2 separate regions of the Homo sapiens genome follow, and region 2 is linked to region 1. A link is a contact called in ENCODE Hi-C data. All regions are on one chromosome and are shown on one strand. The core of a region is the stretch at or near the end of the contact, and the rest is flanking DNA. Distances in the headings are between cores, read along the strand shown. Region 1 has its middle 30 kb from the start of VEPH1. Region 2 holds the start of LXN (latexin).

The links. A loop is a pair of places that touch in the nucleus more often than their neighbours do. Pooled maps may share reads with other maps.
Region 2: a loop to region 1 is called in a pooled map, with 4 times the contacts of the local background. The contact joins the promoter of LXN here to the enhancer-like site in region 1. A Hi-C loop is called at or near these places in 2 of 50 pooled maps.

Annotation. Positions count from the first base shown.
Region 1 is chr3:157,532,362-157,535,061 of GRCh38, forward strand. No RefSeq gene overlaps it. Among named protein-coding and RNA genes, the nearest start is that of VEPH1, 30 kb to the left of the region's middle. RefSeq lists a cis regulatory region at 2,392-2,700. Within about 2 kb of position 1,295, at least 3 of the 41 ENCODE cell types and tissues checked have a DNase peak (open chromatin) inside an H3K27ac peak, as active enhancers do.
Region 2 is chr3:158,671,366-158,674,065 of GRCh38, forward strand. It overlaps LXN (latexin), which reads right to left and starts at 1,283. Exons shown (of 6, transcript NM_020169.4): 1 at 985-1,283. The coding sequence starts at 1,113. All of the region lies in intron 13 of GFM1 (G elongation factor mitochondrial 1), which reads left to right. RefSeq lists enhancers at 500-1,092, 607-666, 1,093-1,685, 1,107-1,156, 1,467-1,656.

The sequences.
Region 1 (2,700 bases), core at 45-2,544:
TATTCTGTTTTTCACATGGGATGACTGAAGCTTAGAGAACAGTAAAATGACGCCCTAAAGTCACACAGCTACTAACAGAGCCATGATTTGCACCCAGCCAGGCTGAGCTCAGAGACAGCACTCTGAAATGCCTAATTCAGTGGCTATTTCATTTATACTCATTATTAATGATTGAAGTTTTCTAGAACCTAAGACTGCGAGCTTACCTAACCCAGGTTCTCCTTTCCACCTGGCTACACTCATTTCCTTATTTGATACAATGCCTTCTTCCTTATATGGTTCTTTACGAAGTGTAGTCAACAGGCTTTTAATTCATTGCTTCCTGCCTCTTTAGTCCTCTCCCACCTTCAATTCTTTCCCAAGATCTCGGCCACAATACTGTTTCCTCTCTACTGTTTTTTACTCACATCTTCCACAAGGGGGCACATTCTGACCATAAAGCTTTGAGGCTCTCCAGTCAGCTAAAATACAACCAGCGTCACCCTAATGCTTTCATTCTGTTACAAGAAATGCCTTTATTCAAGCTACATTCCTCATTGTTATTTCACGTAGGGGAAACAACAGTAAAAAAGGAAACCATATAATTTTTGTAGACTGTTTGACCATAATTCATTCACTGGATTTCTATGTTAGGTATGGAATCCATTAAGCAGGATATTGAAGCTTATGAATGGAAACCTAGTAATTCCTCTTTAATAAACATGAGTTACTTTTATTTCTTAAACTTTATTAGGCATTTACTCAAAACATTACTCAGAAATGTTTGTTAATAATATGAATGATGATTTTGATTCCGTTTGCGTTGTTACTATGTCTAAGGGTCCAAAACACAAAGTCTGGATTATTCATAAAGACTGAGAAAATGGCTGGCATTTGAATGTAAATCTTAGTGCTTGAGCCTAACTCCATCTTGACACTTCTCACCAACCCTAAGGAAGGAGTGGCTGCTACCACAGTGGCCTTTTTGTGTAGCTGAGGAAACCAAGACATGAGGAGATTCGTTCAGGCCTTATAAGAGTCACATATGGGGAATAGGCCCGGTTCTTGTCAGCTCCCTGAGGCTACACTGGTCACCAAGCAGAACTACCGCAAGAGGAAAATGAAGAATGAAAGAAATATGAAGACAATTCTAACATTAAAGGCAGGCTCACCTTGTCCTCTTTGCCTGCCAGACTTCTAAATGGTGGATTCCTCCCTGTTTAGTTTCGGGCTCTCTTCTCTTCTCCTTCACTCTTCTCCTAAACAATTGCATCCACTTGCAGGACTTTGAATATCTCCCCAGACCTCTCCTCTGACACACTTCCCCTGAGTCATAGCTAACTGCCTGTCTGAAAACTCCATGTGGAGGACTCCTTGCCGTAGTAAACTGAGTAAGTCCAAATTGAAGCAATTGATTTCCTGCCACGTCCCTGAAAAAGCATCACCATCCTCCCAGCATCCTCCTTTCCCAATTTCAGAAAACGGCCCTGATGTCTACCCGGTTACTAAAAGCAGACCCCTGGGAGCCACACTGACATCCACCTGTGCCTCTTCCCACACTCAAATGCATCAGCCAGTCCTCTTGATTCTATGTCTAAAATAGATCTTGTATTTTTCCACTTTTTTTTTTTTTCCATTTTGTGTTCAAGTTTCTGCAGTCTCTGGCCTGGACCACAGCAGAAGCTTCTCCCTGGAGCACTGTTTCCATTCGTGTTCCTCCTTCCACAATCCAGTCTCCACACAGAAGCCAGATTAGTCTTCTTAAAATATAGATTTGACTATTATTTATCCTGCTTAAAACCCTTAACTTCTCCTGACACATGAAATAAAACCTCAATTCCTTATTATGGCCCACAATGTCCTGTACCCTCTGGTCCCCACCACCTGTCCAGCATTAATCCACTGCTCACTTGGCTCAGCTGCCTTCTGTGGGACCCAGAGCAGGCCATGCTGCCTCGTACCTCAGGGCCTCTGTGCTGGCTGTTCCTTCAGGCCTTCCTTCACCACCCTAGCTAGGTCAGTCCTGGTTATTTTCTAGTATCCTAATTTTTTCCTTTCTGACACTTCTCACAGCCAATAATTATTTTGTTAATTTAGTTGCTTACTCATTTATTATCTCCCTCCCAAACTATGTAATTCCAAAGCTGGTTCAGTCAATAAAATCACTATTCATAACAGAGATGGATAAAAATGTGAATAGTCCAATTAAATTAAATAGTAGTCAGACTAATTAAATAGTCCAATTTTATTTGCAAATCCCTGTTCTGCCAAGGTAAAAAATGTAATATGAATTGAAGTGGTCCCCTATCCATTTCCATGGGGTTGTGCACAATTTGTAAGGGGATTACATGGGCACCCCATTAAGATGTCCATGTTCTCTGTCCACACAGCACCTGCAATGACAACTATTGTCCTTCCAGGTCTCTGTCAAGTGTTCACAAAGGCCACCAGAGGGACATTCTCTTCTAATCACAGGCGTCCTCCATCCAGTGAATCTCACCACTGTTTCTATCAGGTGCAATCCACATCATTTTGCAGCTCCTGCACCATGCTGGGGTCTGGACAGACTGTGTTGTTGGATGAGGCGTGGTCTGTCTCAACATGACTCTGCAGTCTTTCCTACCTGGAACAGGCACTAAGCCCCTTTTTCAAGACCCATCAACATCTGGACTCCTATTACCCCTCCTCCAACTCTCCTATATTTTCAGTTTAGTTCAGTGA
Region 2 (2,700 bases), core at 33-2,532, 1.1 Mb after region 1:
CTTTGAAAAGATTTTTTCATAAAGCTCAGTGTACCCTCCAAATAATGTTCAATGAATGTGAATTTCATTTTGAGGCAGATTACTGCAAAGCAATTGGAGACTTAATACAATTAAGTATTGTTTTTACTTATACATTAGTGAAACTGCAAAATGATTAACAAATTATATAAGACTAAGAAATGGTATTTCACTTTTAAATCAAGATACAGATTGAAAATTTATACCTAATTCTGTTATCTGGTACAGTTTCAAAATAAGATCTACTGTGTCACCTCTAAAAGACTGTTAGCAGTTAAAATTCTGTCAGATAAATAAGGGATAATCTCAAATCCAGTAGATTTTCGTAAAATGAAAACAAACCTCGTTAGTGATTGCTGAGGCCTTAAACATTTAATTCAAGCCTTTAGCAGAGGGTGCACATCATTTAAGGCAGTCATGTGGTAGCGGTGTTTGGGTGGCTAAAGGCCAGCGTCAGCCCACAGTGCTTTTATTCTTTGACTTTGATTGTCAGTTTCTCTTGCTGTTTGTTTCCCCCTTCATTTTGGTCAAAGGGTCTGATAAGGATTTGTCTTAAAATGTAGGCAATAGAGTCTTGGAAGATGGGAGCTTTTGTTGGTCCAGATCAGAGTAGCAGATGAGAAACGTGGCAGCCTTAGTAGTCTTTTGAATGGTTTCTACAGTTTACACTTAAGGAAAGTGCTGCCCCTTACCTAGAGCGTGTTCCCGTTTTCTTGTAACTGTGTGCGTAAAAACTTTGTCTCTGCCTTAAGGTGAAAACAGTCCCGGGCTGTCTCCAGAGACTGGAGTATAGACATTCCCCCAGAAACCTTAATATCTCAAGACCAGATACCAGCAGTGTGTCCTAAAACAGAAGGTGGGTAGGGGGTGGCACGGAGTGTCTGCACCCAAAGGCTGAGACCGCGGGTGAGTGGAGGGAGCGCAATCCTGAAGCCTCTGCTGTCCACCACCCCCTGCTAAACTCACCTCCATGCTGGCTTGTTTGACCTTCTGCACCTCAAACACCCTGTGCGGGGTCCCCTGCTGGTAGTTGATGTAGTTCTGTGCCACCAAGGCCGCCCTGGAGGCTGGGTAGTTGGTCGGCGGGATTTCCATTCCGGATGAGCAGTGACTTCAGGGCTTGGGCTACTCTGGCTTAACGGGACCAGTAGCAGAGCGCCGCCCGTCCTGCTTGCTGCTGGGTCCGGTTGCCGAGGCGGAAAAGTCGCAAGCTCCTTCAGTCAGTCTTCTTCCTCAGCTCCTTCCGACTCCGGAAGCTGCTGTTTGGGCCCAGGCTCCCTGCATCCGAGAGCCCTGGGCTGACTGCTTCTGAGGCCCCGCCCCACTACTGCCTGCAGCGGGCTTCCTTACTCCGCCTGCTGGTTCCTACTGGAGGAGAGGCCAGCATGCTTGTCAGGCACCAGCAGGTGGAGGTGTGGGGAGGGAGTCAGTGGGCTAGGTTCGCTGGGATTGCATCTTTCGTTTCATTAACCTTTATAGAAGTGCAGGGTGGGGCTTTCGCTGATATAGGACATCTCTGAAGACTCTAGTTTCCTGTCCATGGGAAAAAAGTCTGGTTGCTTCGCTTGCATACTGGAGCACAACTTCCTTATACACCGCATGCAGCGTCCCTGGCAGGGCAAGGTACACAGTACTCCAGGTAGTGATTCGATTCCTTCATTTCCCTTCCCCTTATGAGAGTCCAGGAAGAGGCTTGCTCATCCTCAGCTTTTTGTGGGTTTGGACCAGTTCTGCCCAAATCAAAGTATGAGAATCTGCAAACTATAGTATTAAATTGGGAGATTATGTAATTTGGATCAGGAGAAATAAAAAAATGCACCTGTACCCCTCTCCTTTACTAATCTTAAAATGATAAGTTTTGATGTAACGCCATGCTTCCAACTTGAGTCATTTTGAATATTTTACTTCAAGGATTAAAATAAACTTAAAAACTGAACTTATACAAAGCACTCTCTCTGGTATGTGGTCTACCTCATTGCAATGGGCCTATAAACCTGACTTTGTAGAAGTACAGGTTTATCCTTGGTGGTCTTAGGTTAATTGGGCTAGGATAACTTGGAGATTCTACCAAAGTTTGGCCAAGGTCTTCGCTGCCTGGATTGAGACCTTTTTTTCTTTTCTTTTCTTTTTTTTTTTTTTTTTTTTGAGATGGAATTTCACTCTTGTTGCCTAGGCTGGAGTGCAATGGTGCTATCTCGGCTCACTGCAACGTCCGCCTCCTGGGTTCAAGCAGTTCTCCTGCCTCAGCCTCCAGAGTAGCTGGGATTACAGGTGCCCACCACAATGCCCGGCTAGTTTTTTGTATTTTTAGTAGAGACGGGTTTAGGCTAGGCTGGTCTCAAACTCCTGACCTCAGGTGATCCACCCACCTTAGCCTCCCAAAGTGCTGGGATTACAGGCATAAGCCACCATGCCTGGCCAGGACCTTTAACTTGGTAGTAATGCACACACCCAAGACTCTTGAGGTGTATCTCTTTCTGATTATGTAGATTCTGCAGTAAATCTGGATTCTGGACTTTGGCCTCAGTTTCATGCTTATTATTGTCTCCTGGGATTTGGGGGTTCTGATTGACTTTGCCTTTAAATACCATCTGTCTGCTTGCCCATCATCTTGTATCAAATGTCAATGAAACTTTTCTCAGTCTTGTCCGTGTATGAGAAATTTGCTTTGCGAGACACTGT